2 separate regions of the Homo sapiens genome follow, and region 2 is linked to region 1. Evidence: chromatin contacts called from ENCODE Hi-C or POLR2A ChIA-PET data. All regions are on one chromosome and are shown on one strand. The core of a region is the stretch at or near the end of the contact, and the rest is flanking DNA. Distances in the headings are between cores, read along the strand shown.

What was found. Hi-C counts contacts between places; a loop is a spot of excess contacts on that map. ChIA-PET counts read pairs that join two places held with the same protein, here RNA polymerase II (POLR2A). Pooled maps may share reads with other maps.
Region 2: a map of HepG2 shows a loop between it and region 1 (2.9-fold over the local background). The contact joins the promoter of LINC02437 here to the enhancer-like site in region 1. A Hi-C loop is called at or near these places in 3 of 168 maps with a recorded cell type or tissue (GM12878, HepG2 and psoas muscle), 16 of 37 single-sample maps with no recorded cell type and 5 of 50 pooled maps. POLR2A ChIA-PET finds 5 or more read pairs at or near these places in 1 of 52 experiments (MCF 10A).

What each region holds. Positions count from the first base shown.
Region 1 is chr4:184,798,041-184,805,297 of GRCh38, reverse strand. ACSL1 (acyl-CoA synthetase long chain family member 1) reads left to right here. Exons shown (of 21, transcript NM_001995.5): 2 at 1,752-1,978. The coding sequence starts at 1,784. It also overlaps the pseudogene SLED1. Among named protein-coding and RNA genes, the nearest start is that of ACSL1, 24 kb to the left of the region's middle. Within about 2 kb of position 2,522, at least 4 of the 41 ENCODE cell types and tissues checked have a DNase peak (open chromatin) inside an H3K27ac peak, as active enhancers do; they include psoas muscle, where a contact is called at or near this core.
Region 2 is chr4:184,986,326-184,993,000 of GRCh38, reverse strand. It overlaps LINC02437 (long intergenic non-protein coding RNA 2437), which reads right to left and starts at 3,654. Exons shown (of 2, transcript XR_001741949.1): 1 at 3,535-3,654.

The DNA of each region.
Region 1 (7,257 bases), core at 1,273-3,772:
GACCATTAAATTTAAAATTAATTTCATTTAAATTTAAATTTTAGCAGAAAATTTCTGTATTTTAACAAAGAAAAAGAGATGCAAATCAAAACCACAATGCATTTCTCTGATGACCAGTGATGATGAGCATTTTTTCACGTGTCTGTTGGTGGCATAAATGTCTTCTTTTGAGAAGTGTCTGTTCATATCCTTTGCCCACTTGTTTGTTGTTTTTCTTGTAAATTTTTGTTTTTTTTCTTGTAAATTTGTTTGGGTTCTTTGTAGATTCTGGATATTAGCCCTTTGTCAGATGGACAGATTGCAAAAATTTTCTCCCATTCTGTAGGTTGCCTGTTCACTCTGATGGTAGTTTCTTTTGCTGTGCAGAAGCTTCTTAATTTTGTCTGAACACTCCTTGTAGGCAGTGTTTTTACCTGCGTGCTTTACTTGTTCTGCACTCAGGATGAATCACAGAGCGTTGGTAGAGGAAATAATCATAAAATCTAATATTTTTGAGCACTTTCTAACGTGTGTGAGATCATTCTTACCTCTTTATGTGAGTCATTTAGCAGTCAGAAAAGCCCTGCGAGATAAGGTGCTATTTCCGTCTCCATTTACAGATGAGGAAACTGAGGCACAGGGAAGGGAGGTCATATGTCCCAAATCATACAGCTCATATGCCAGGGAGGCAGAATTTGGCTCTAGCATCTAGGGTCTTTTTTTTTTTTTTTCTTTTTTGAGACGGGGTCTCACTTTGTTGCCCAGATTGGAGTGCAGTGGCACGATCCCGGCTCACTGCAACCCTCTGCCTCCTGGATTCAGGCGATTCTCCTGCCTCACCCTCCTGAGTAGCTGGGATTACAGGTGTCCACCACCACACCTGGCTAATTTTTGTATTTTTTGAAGAGATGGAGTTTCACCGTGTTAGCCAGGCTGATCTCAAACTCTTGACCTCAGGTGATCCACCCGCCTCGGCTTCCCAAAGTGCTGGGATTACAGGCATGAGCCACCGCGTCCGGCTGCATCTAGGATCTCAAATACTATTCTGTACTTTCTTTCCAACACTGTGCTGTATTCCCTCTTTAGATATCTGGTGGTTGGTTTAAAGTTTATGCACACCAATTTATCTGTTTGTTTCTTTTGGCTATAATGTCTTGGGGAGTGTAAAAGAAACTCATCTTACCAGATAGCCAACTATGGGTTTCCCAGCATTTATATTGCCACTGTTGTCGTGTGAGGAGTACAGAAGGTGAAATTTACATTGGTGTGTTTAACCAGTTTGGGAACTTGTTCTGAGATCTGTTGGAAGAAATAGAAACTGATGGCCCTTAGGTGGTTTGGGCTTGTACTTCCCCTTCACTCATATTCCCATTAGCCTTGACAATGAGAGTCGAGTGTTTTTGATTAGGTGGATGGACGAGAGCAGAGACGTAGTAGCAAAGAAGAAAATAGAAACTTAAATCTACTTATTTGAGTTTTTATGGGAAGAATTCTTCTTGAGTAAAATCTTTTTAATATGGTTAATGAAAGGAAGAGAATGGGGTTTTTTCAATACAAGGTAATGGAGAAATAGAATGAAAATGAAATCCTAAAGTGTTTTTAGAAAAATGACACTTGACAGCCAGGAAAAGCCCCGGATCATTAGATTGTGGGTTTAATGCCTGGACTGGCCGAGCAGCTACCCAATTAGATGGCTGGCCGGTGGAATTTTGGAGTTCTGGAGAGGGGTCCTGCTTCCCTGGAACGAACGTGACATTTTTCTCTCCCAACAGAATTCAGCTTAGAGAACTATCAACACAGGACAATGCAAGCCCATGAGCTGTTCCGGTATTTTCGAATGCCAGAGCTGGTTGACTTCCGACAGTACGTGCGTACTCTTCCGACCAACACGCTTATGGGCTTCGGAGCTTTTGCAGCACTCACCACCTTCTGGTACGCCACGAGACCCAAACCCCTGAAGCCGCCATGCGACCTCTCCATGCAGTCAGTGGAAGTGGCGGTGAGTGGAGGGCCCAGCCTGCCTCGTGCGTTTTCTCCGCATTTCCCCAGATGAGCTGAGCCCTGTTGAATGTGATAGCCATCAAGATCAAATATTTGTTTATAACTGCACTTTGTAAATGGAAATGTGCCAAATTACTGATGGTGGTAAATAGAGGTACAGGGCAAAATATAGGCACAGGGACAGATGAGAGGGTGTCGGTTGGGTGTCTACCTCTCGTCACATGGAAGATCATTCTAGAAATGACATTGAGTTTCTACGCTGTGGTAGGCACTGTGGTCAGCCTGGAGGATTCCATAAGGAAAAATATAGCACAGAACCCCTGTTCTCACAGGGATTAGATTCTGGCAGGAATGAGAGTTTTCAAACAAATGTTACCAAAAGAATGCACTCGTGGTACATCTGACGCTTAGAACATATCCCTAGCCTGTTGGAAGGGACTTTGGGATTTCAAATAGAATAGGGCTGGAGTAAGAACTTGACGGAAGAACACGGCTGCAGAATTCGGGGCAGGACATGAAGAAACAACCCTCAAGAGGCGCGTCTGGCTGGGCTGCTGAGCGCCGTGGTTGTGTGTGACTTGGGCAAACTGGAGGCTGTGCTCTCATGTTAGGAAAATGAAACTGGAATGCGGGCAATTAGGGCTTAATAGGAGGGATGGCGTAAGGAAACCTTAGGATCCTTTCAGGAAGATTCTTAGTGCTCCTGCTCTCCCTGCCTTCCCTAGTGAGAAAGGCAGGGTGTGGAGAAGATGAAGAGGCCGCATGCTCACTGGTGCTTCCACTCCTCACCTGTTCTTTGGTTTTCTCTGTGGTCGCTTGCTTTCCCCTACCCAAGTCAGTCACCCTTCAGTGTTTCCCGCATTCAGCAGATATGCAGAAGAACATTGTGAAACACAAGATCCCCCCATTTACTGCTTCCAGATGTAAGAGATGGAAGGCCTCCCCCACCCCCCCGGGCTGACTGCCGCAGAGGGAGTGTGTGCCCTTCCACATAAAGCCCTGGCTGGAGTCAGCATTTTTGTTATTTATGGGATTCTAGGTCTTTGTTTTATTTTAGACAAGTTCTTGGATTCATTAATGTGAAACTCTTAAAATATATAAAAGATTCTTCAGTCTAATTCATGCCAAAATATAAATATAGAATGACTGAACTACAGCTGAGAAAAGTTAACTTTCTACTTGATTTCTATTTAGAAGGTCAGGGTACCTTAATATTTCACCTCAGCTAATCACATAGGCTGGGGAATGAGTGGAATCTCCCTTTTCCTAAGGGATTCCTGTGAGGTTCTGGCATTCCTTCTCTACTGGCAGAGCACCTGATGTGTCACGGCAGCGCTGCCATCTCCATGAAGAGTTGTTGGCAAGTGCAGTGTTAAGACATGTATAACTTAGCAGTAACTGTAAGAAATGAGTAATTCCTATTATATGAGAAATTGTGGGGGCACTTACGTGTGGTTTTAAAGCTTTAGCTTAGCATAAAGGCATTGTGCCTTGTTAAAATAATTACATATGTTCTCTCTAGAACAGTTTAAAACTTGAGATATGCAGCAAGAAATGAAAATCTATAATTTTACTGCCCAGTATAGAGGCTTCCTGATTTTTCTCTGTTTATAGACATTGATTTAGCTCTGATTTTCAGAATTTGTGGGGCTTAGAAATAGATACTGAGCTTGCTTTGCCTTTTTAAAAAAGAAGTTAAAAGTTTAAATTTAAAAGTAGCTCTGGAATTCTGGTGCTTAATAATTACAGATGCTTTGATATAGCTAGCATCATCCTGTGGACACCTAGGGCAGGGAAAGAGGAACTTGATTCACTTCATAAGGTACCGGTGAAGAGCCTGTGCATCTGGCACTGCTGCGGGGGGCTGGTGGCCGGAGTGGAATATTGTTGCTGTGTTCCTACTTTGAAAACAAGTAAGCAGGGTTTGCCAGTTCCCACCCTCATTCTGCACCCCCATCTCACATGCACAGTTTTTATCACCCTCCTTGTCCAATAAAGTTTACACGGATACTAAAATGAGAAGAATCCGCACTTTTTGGTTTGGCCACTTCTCATCACAACCCACGCTGGCTGTTTCCCAGCTACTGATTTTTAAGGCAGTAGCACAGAGGTTCTTTGTAAATTATACCTTCTGAAATTTCCTTTTAAAAATCAGGATTGTAGAGCTGGGTGCAGTGGCACATGCTGTAATCCCTGCACTTTGGGAGGCCGAGGTGAGAGGATTGCTTGAGGCCAGGAGTTTGAGACCAGCATGGGCAACATAGCAAGGCCTCATCTCTATAAATTTTTTTATTTTAATTAGTTGGGTGTGGTGGCTCATGGCTGTAGTCCCAGCTACTCGGGAGACTGAAGTGGACGAATCATTTGAACCCAGGAGTTGGACACTGCAGTGAGCTATGACTGTGCCACTGCACTCCAGCCTGGGCAACAGAGCGAGACCTTGTCCCTAAGAAAAATAAAAATCAGGGTTGTAAAGAGGAGGTTAACACTCATGCTGGTCACCTCTAATGAAGACCTAAATTAGAGAACAGGACAGACAAGCTGGGTTAGGAACAGAATCCAAAAAGTGTTTCTTAAGTGTTGGAGCCCGGACTGATCAGGGCCCTGTCTGGAGAACCACGTCCTTGTGTCTGTAGTGGCAGCTCACAGTCATAACTGTGATGCCCTGCGTGCCAAGGAAGAGCTTCTATCTTCTGAAGGATTTTGCTGCTGCTGCTCTGTGACTTTGAGCAATGGATAGAAGCAGATTTTGTGGGTTTGCTTTCTTTTTACATCACTGTCACAGATAATGCAAGATTTCTGGTGTTAGCCAGTGTTCCGGTTTAGCCTGGCTACATGTTTTAGCCTCTTCTCTGAGATTGAAGCCCCATGGCCCCCTAGTGAAAACGATCTTCACTGGAGTGACTGGAAACCTTTTCGGATTGGTCGGAGCCCAGACACACGTGGTTGCAGTTAAGCAAAGTACAGGAGCATGTTGGAGCGGAAAGGGACCAGGGAAAAGAGGGATGGGGCAGATGTGGGACTGGACTCCAACTTAGACCAGGCAACCTTGGGCAAGTTCACCAGGATTTTCTGACCTTCAGATTCCTCATATGGAAAACCGAAGTGACAGTACCTTTCCTCCTTCAGTGTTGCTAAGAGGACTGAAGAGTTATGCAATGTCTGCTTGGCCCACAATAAGTATGCAGCAATGTTACTTTTTTCCCTTTGTCTTTTAATCTTCATATTTTATACACAAGAAAACTGAGTCCAAAGAGGTAAAATTATATCATACAGTTAGTAGAAGGTCCAGAACTCTGTTATGCTGCCTTCATTATAGTAGTAGAAAGTTGTATATTATAACTAGGGCTTTGGGGAAGGGGGCAGTAAACCAGGATAGAAAGTTTGGATCTGTCCAGATCAATATGAAGAGTCAGTGGCTTGAGCCTCTAAACCCAGGAGCAGGCTTGTTTGTTTGTTTATTTATTTAGAGACAGGGTCTCGCTCTGTTGCCCAGGCTGGAGTGCAGTGGTGTGGTCATAGCTCACTACAGCCTCAAACTCCTGGGCTCAAGCTGTTCTCTCACCTCTAACTCCAGAGTAGCTAAGACTATAGGCATGCACCACCATGCCTGGCTAATTAAAAAAAATTTTTTTAGAGATGAGGTCTTGCTGTGTTGCCCAGGCTGGTCTCAAACTCCTGGGCTCAAACAATCCTCCCACCTTGGCCTCCCAAAGTGCTGGGATTACAGGTGTGAGCCACAGCACCTGGCCTAGAGCAGGATCTTTTGAAAATGGATATGCAGGCAAATGAGTCTAAAGGTAGTGATGGAAATGGAAGGAGCAAAAGGGACAGGTAAAATAAAAACAGAGTCTAAGTTCTGTTGGGTATAGGATCAGAAATTGTCAAGAATCGGGTAGTGGGCTGGGCACAGTGGCTGACGCCTGTAATCCTAGCACTTTGGGAGGCCAAGGTGGATGGATCACCTGAGGTTAGGAGTTCAAGACCTGCCTGACCAATATAGTGAAACCCCGTCTCTACTAGAAATACAAAAATTAGCCAGGCGTGGTGGCGTGTGCCTGTAATCCCAGCTACTCGGGAGGCTGAGACGGGAATTGCTTGAACCTGGGAGGCGGAGGTTGCAGTGACCCGAGATTGCACCACCGCACTCCAGCGGGGGCAACAGAGCGAGACTCCATCTCAAAAAAAAAAAAAAAAAAAAGAATCAGGTAATGGAGAGGACTGGCATGAAGGGGGCACAGGACTGTGAAAACCTGAGTGACTCTGTCCTTCCCTCATCCTCTATCCCTGAACCAGGTCAGACATAGATGGAATCAGAGCAGGAGTTGGTGTTGATGTGGTTTCAGGTCCACCTATCAGAGTTTGAGAGATTTAGGCCATGAACCATTATGAATATAGATGAGAACCTTTGTAATTGCTGAAGGAGGTAGTAGTGCAGGCAAGTCCTGTGTGCAAGACCTGCTGCTCCCAGTTAGTACGGACCCCTGTGACATTCACAGAAGTTCAGAATGTCTGAGATGCTCTGCAGGCTACCTTATCTCCGTCTGCAGCTACACCTCCAGTGATCACAATCAGTGCTACGCTGGCACAGCCAGCCTGGCCCTGCTCTGGATTGGAGGCATCCTCAAGGGCTGCTTGCTGTGGAAGCAGTTTCGCTGGACCGAGAGGAGCCACTGGAATTTTGGGTACTGGGCCTTAGGGTCACCCGGGAATGGGAATGGCTGCTGTGTGGCCCTGTTTGCCAGAGGGGGCCATTGGTGATGAGCCCCATGCAAGTGGCATCTGCCCTTCACCTGCTCCTTCTAAGCCAGCGGGATGGAGACCCTCCAGAGAGAATATGTGAGTTCCTCTCCTTATGAGAGCCGTGGTATGGGCATTGAGATGACTGACTTGTCAAATTAGTTCGGAAAGATTTTTGACAACTACTACAAGATCATAATGTACTTGAACAAAAACCTGTGATATGTGTTATTTGTTTGTTTTTAGATATTGGAGAAGGGAATAAATTTTAGCAAGTAAAAACTTTTTTATGCCTTCACGTCTTTTCTAAGACTTAATTTTAAGAATATCAGAACCTGGATTAAGGTTTACTTCTGGTGACTAACCCAGTTAGTCTATCACAGATTCACTGTTTAGATTGTTATCAGACCTTGGTTCCAGCATGGGTTCATATCTTACAATACACAGAACCAGTTCCTTGGGTATAACTGATCTCGTTTCCTAGTTGGATGACTAAATTCCACACCAAACGATCTCTTGACCTCCAGGTCACATGCT
Region 2 (6,675 bases), core at 2,405-4,904, 190 kb before region 1:
CAATCAAAACTGCTTTTGTATTAGTCAAGAGTGTTGGCATGTACAATCTATCATTTAAAAATAGTTTCCAAATACAATAGAAAGTGAGAAATGACAAGGTCCGTGAGAGGATTCCTGTGTGCTGTCACTAAGTGTGTGTGTCTGGGAAGTCGAGGCAAGGATGTGTTATAGGTGAATTGTGTCCTTCGGAAGGATACGTTGACGTCCTGTCCCCAAGAACTAACCTTGAAAGTACAGTCACTGCAGATGTGATTCGTTAGGACAAGGTGATGCTGGAACAGGGTGGACCCGTCATCCGATATGACCAGAGTCCTCAAAGAAGACGGCGTGAGGACATGGAGGACACCATGTGACAGCAAAGGCGGAGGCTGAGTTTCGCCATCGCCAGCTGAGATCACCAAGGGCTGCAGCCACACAGAAGCTGAACGGCGGGGAGCGGTGAGAGCCTGGCCCTGCCACACTTCCATTTTGGACCTGCAGTGTCCAGCACCGTCAGTGAACACATGTCTGCAGTCTGATCCAGTTTGTGGTAACATGCTACAGCAGCCCTAAGAAACTAACAGGCAGGAGATGAATGTCCAAGGCTGTGTGTTTCTTCCAAGGGTGAAACCCAGTTCCTGTGTGGCCTCGTTCACGGCACCATCCGGGTTAACACTCCGGTAGTTCGGCTTGCCACACTAAGGAAGCGCTAGTGAAAACTAATGCAGGATGGCTCCACGCTGAAATGGGACACATTGTTTATAAATTGTGGTCAATTCATACATATACTTATTTGTCTTTTGCCAACGACACTACCCTATAATTAGGTATCTTTCATTTGTGAAAGGGTGTGGCGGATGTTGGTTGATGTTAGGTCAGTTTAATAAGAAACGATTTGCCAAGATTTAATGTTGCAGAAATAAAATTTGCCTGATGATAAATTCATTGAATTTACCGCATTTGCTGACTTACTAAATTTATCATTCATGTTGAATCGCTTTAATAGCAAACAGAGCTCTAGAAAGAGTTAATTGGTTTTCAGTTTTGTTGGTGTTATCTAGCAGTATTTAAGTAAGGTTCGATTTCTTGAAGGCTAACAGTTGAGGGTAATATAGTCCTCTATGAATGAATATATTTAGAATCCAATAATGCATATTTTACCATCAGAAAGCCCAGTTTCAGGATTTCATATGAAAACTTTTTCTGTTAGAATATCAATGTTTGCTTGACAAACTTTTCTTCGGATAGTGGTTATAAGATTCTTTTTCCAGCTTCTCAAATACTCCATCAACCTTCGCTGGTGATTTCTAGCCATTAGTAGTCCAAATATTAGTACATGTTAGAGTCATTCCTGTCACTTCCTAGTTTGTTTCTTACTCTATCCTTATTTTAACTTTTAAAACACTATTTTACTATCTTTTATTCTTCGCATTTTTGTCATTATGGTATAGGCATATTACATTTGAGGCACTCATCCTACAGTCTTTTGTAGTAATACCTTCAGTCATCGCCACCTTGAAAGGTTTTATCTGTTCACATTGAATCTTTCTCCAAACTGTCGCCAAGCCTGTCTATCCCTAAGCTTTCTGTTAGAGTTCAAAATGTGAGCACTTCTTAAAATCTAAGCGTTTATAAAAACACTTAATAGTCTGGGTGTGGTGGCTTACACCTGTAACCCCAGCACTTTGGGAGGCTGAGGTGGGCAAGATCACTTGAGGTCAGGAGTTGGATACCAGCCTGGCCAACATGGTGAAACCTGTCTCTACGGAAAAATACAAAAATTAGCCAGGCACACAGGTGATGTGTGCCTGTGGTACCAGCTACTCAGGAGGCTGAGGTGGGAGAGTCACTTGAACCTGGGAGGCAGAGGTTGCTGTGAGCCAAGATTGTGCCAGAGTGAGACCCTGTCTCAAAAAGAAAAACAAAACCCAAAAACACTTAATAAATATAGTAGTTGATGACTTTAACAATGCCGTGTGCTGCTTTCAATGGTTTCAACAGCCTGAGTCTATTTTATAGTTTTAGTTATAATTTAGTAATTTAGTTCTAATTTAGAGGTGATGGCTTTGCACCAGCCTCTGTGTAGCCTGCCCATTGAACGTCAGTTTCCTGTGTTTCACATTTCAGATTCTGTGAGTCCTCTTTTGCATAAAACATAAGCAAAATATTCATCTGATAGAATAGTTTAACAAATCTGTGGATTGGGGGAAATAAAAAGGCAATTGATTAAGTTGCAAGTATGTCATTGGAAGAAAGAAATGCAACTTGTCATTTATGACATCATTATCACTTCCATATAGCCTGCCCTGACACTGCATAATCTAACCCCTAACACTTCACTGTCAAATCTGAGGCGCAGGTAGTGATTTTGAGAGGTGACAGCGTGCTGGCAGTCCTCACAGCCCTCGCTCGCTCTCGGCGCCTCCTCTGCCTGGGCTCCCACTTTGGTGGCACTTGAGGAGCCCTTCAGCCCACCACTGCACCGTGGGAGCCCCCTTCTGGGCTGGCCAAGGCGGGAGCCCGCTCCCTCAGCTTGCAGGGAGGTGTGGAGGGAGAGGCGCGAGCGGGAACCGGGGCTGCGTGCGGCGCTTGCGGGCCAGCTGGAGTTCCGGGTGGGCGTGGGCTTGGCGGGCCCCGCACTCGGAGCAGCCGGCCGGCCCTGCTGGCCCCGGGCAATAAGGGACTTAGCACCCGGGCCAAGGGCTGCGGAGGGTGTACTGGGTCCCCCAGCAGTGCCGGCCCACCGGCGCTGCGCTTGATTTCTCGCCGGGCCTTAGCTGCCTTCCCGGGGGGGCAGGGCTCAGGACCCGCAGCCCGCCATGCCTGAGCCTTCCACCCCCTCCACGGGCTCTTGTGCGGCCCGAGCCTCTCTGATGAGCGCCGCCCCCTGCTCCACGGTGCCCAGTCCCATCAACCACCCAAGGGCTGAGGAATGCGAGCGCACAGCACGGGACTGGCAGGCAGCTCCACCTGCAGCCCTGGTGCAGGATCCACTAGGTGAAGCCAGCTGGGCTCCTGAGTCTGGTGGGGCCTTGGAGAGCCTTTATGTCTAGCTCAGGGATTGTAAATACACCAATCAGCACTCTGTATCTAGCTCAAGGTTTGTAAACACACCAATCAGCACCCTGTGTTTAGCTCAAGGTTTGTGAGTGCACCAATCGACACTCTGTATCTAACTAATCTGATGGGGACTTGGAGAACCTTTGTGTCTAGCTCAGGGATTGTAAACGCACCAATCAGCGCCCTGACAAAACAGACCACTCGGCTTTACCAATCAGCAGGACGTGGGTGGGGCCAGATAAGAGAATAAAAGCAGGCTGCCCGAGCCAGCATTGGTAACCCGCTGGGGTCCCCTTCCACACTGTGGAAGCTTTGTTCTTTCCCTCTTTGCAATAAATTTTGTTACTGCTCACTCTTTGGCTCCACACTGCTTTTATGAGCTGTAACACTCACTGCGAAGGTCTGCAGCTTCACTCCTGAAGCCAGTGAGACCACGAGCCCACCGGGAGGAACGAACAACTCCAGGCGCTCTGCCTTGAGAGCTGTAACACTCACCGTGAAGGTCTGCAGCTGCATTCCTGAGCGAGTGAGACCACGAACTCAGCAGAAGGAAGAAACTCCAAACATACCTGAACATCAGAAGGAACAAACTCCAGACGCGCCACCTTAGGAGCTGTAACACTCACCGCGAGGGTCCGCGGCTTCATTCTTGAAGTCAGTGAGACCAAGAACCCACCAATTCTGGACACAATTACATGTGAAAGTGTTAAAGCACCTCTCAAGTCAGAATGAATTCCTTACAGGCCAAGGCAGCTGAAGATGATGTCTCTGGCTTCGTTGCTCTTTTGTTGGTTGAAGACAGGGTATGGGTGACATTTGATTCAGATTGGGTCAGAATTCGGCGCTGTGATGTCGTGCGCAGCTCCGGTCTCCTGTGACTTCCCAACGCAGGGGCTGGAGAGGAGGGCATAGCCTCCAAGCAGCCCTCAGCAAACCAAAGACCCAAGGCAGCCAGACAGGCAAACAATGCTAATTAAAGTGGTTTCCAAGCGTTCCAGAGTATGTGGGAGAAACTATACCCTTGGAAATGTTGAAATGTTTTCTAAGCAAGCACATCCAGTTCCCGGGCAGCTCCAACTTGCTTGGCTCTCATTTGCCCGACGGCTCAGCTGCAATGCTGCCTAGGAAAACAATCATTGAAAGTCACACAGGTAAGGCGTGGTGTCACAAATCAGTCACTCCCTGCTGCTTGCCACAGGGACAAACTGATGACGTTGCAGGAGACACAGATGTCTTTACCTCTGAGTGGGAGACTGATGTGGCCCCACTCTCTCCATAGGAAGCTGTGACCGAGGACAATGCTCGGAGCAAACCTCTGGGTGGTTCCCAGAATGTGGGGTGACCCAGCTGCATACATGAGCCTGTCACACCACCCCGGGCTCCCTGTCACCAGCACTCATCTGGGCGGCACAACCTTCTCAGAGTGGACTGGGAATGTTCTCATCATACTGCATGTATTCATTTTCTATTGCTTCTGTAGCAAATTACACAAACTTGGTAGCTTCAAATGACACAAATTTATTCAGAAGTCCAAAATCGGTTTCATGGAGCTAAAGTAGAAGTGTTGGCAGGACTGGCCTCCTCTGAAGCCTCCAGGGCAGAATCGCTTTGCCCTTTCAGCTTCTAGCAGTCACCCTGATTCCTGCACTTGTGGCCCCTTCTTCTGCCTTCAAACTGTCCCTCCAGTCTCTGCTACCATCATCACAGTCCCTACTCCTGTTCTGTGATCAGATCTCCCCCACCTCCCCACAAGGACTTTTGTGATGACACTGGGCCCACCTGGATAATCAGGAGCATCTCTGCATCTCAAAACCCTCAACTTCATCACATCTGCGAAGTCTCTTTTGCCATATAAGGTGACATGTACAGGTTCTGGGGATGAGGACATGCGTATCTTTAGGGGCTGTACTCAGCCTTCCACACTGGGCCAGGGTGTGCACTCACCATTGATGAAAGCTCAGTTTATCACCCACCATTCCCGGAAACAGGTAAAGCCAGGGGAGGGCTGGGGGAGATCCTCCTTCACCAGAGCTTGCAGGGACCATACAACCATCTTGAGTGGGAATAGGTCTTTCAGTGCTGTTGCTGCTACTCCTGCAAAACACAAACACATGCACACACGCACGCACACTCACATGCACACTCACACAGGCATGCACACACTCACGGGCACACACGTGCACACTCCACACACTCAAATGCACACACGCATACTCACACTATCACACATGCACACTCACGCTCACACACATGCACACACTCACGGGCACACTCACACACGTGCACACTCCACACATGCACACACTCACGCACACTCACACTATCACACACGCACACTCACGCTCACACACTCACATGCACACTCATGCACACTCACATCCACAATCACACACATGCACACTCACACTCACATGCACACTCACACATCCACACTCACACGCACACTCACACTCACACACACTCACATGCACACTTTCTTATCACTAGTAAGCCATCTCGCTGGTTACATTTCATGCCAGTTTATTTTCTCCAGTGAAAACCCCAGACTCTGTCACTAGAGCTGGTCTGATTTGAAGGCCTTCACCAACCTCAGTGCCATGTAGAAGGGAGAGCACTGGGAATCACACCAGGCAGTGGATTGCGGCCCTGGTTCTGCCATTCATTGTTTAACCTTGGCTAAGCCACTTCATTTCTCCAGGTTCAGCTTTTATGCCCCAATCTGAGTTTGTCTAGAGCTGGATTTCCATAGAATGTGGTGTATAGCATAACAGCTGCTCCTTGTAAAGAAAGGGTATCTTGACCGAATACACTGGGAAACTGTTTCAGCGTGCATATACCTCCATCCCTCTTGGAGAGTCATAATGTACATAAACTTGGCAAAGTCTCTGAGAAGTCCTGCATAAATGCAGTTGGGTAACTCTTTAACCTAGTATTTTGTAAACCATTTAAAAATCACAGAACACCCTCGCTTGTTTTTTTCTTTTTAAATACTGAAGAGCGGACTTTGAGAAATGCTCATCATGGTAGTCTCTAAGGAAATCAGGATTCCTGCTCCATTACCTTGAGGGTGACTTTTGAAATTGAGATGTTTTGCCAACAAGCTGCCCCCTGAGAAAGGTGGAAAATGTCTCATGTTGCCTTACCTGGCCTCTTGGAGGCCTTGTTCATCTTCATCATTAATCTTAAGGGGTGCCAGGCCTGCAAGCTAGAATCCATGAGCCAGCCCTGATAGTGAGATGCCCACCTTATAGAGGCCCTTCTTCCTGCCATCCTCCCTTTAAAACTCATTTTCATTCCCCAAGGATTTCTTCATTGTCTTCTAGGAGCTTAGGCCTGGGGATGGGGACAACAGAGAGACCTTGAGAAACTTAACATTTCTGTTGAGCAAATGACCATCTCCGCACAAGCCAGAGAAAGGAAAAGGAACAGCCAGGCACTGAGCCTTGGCCAGGAGAGGGCTGTGCTTCCTTCATTTTAATTGAGCCTTGTGAACATCTTCTGAGGTAGATGTTACTCTTCCCTTGAGAAGGCAGAAGCCCAAGGCCGAGAGAAGTTAAGTCACTTGTCCAAGGCCACATGCTTAAGTTGTGGCAGAATCAGGATTCAGCGTTGCTCAGATGAGGTGTAAGAAGGCGT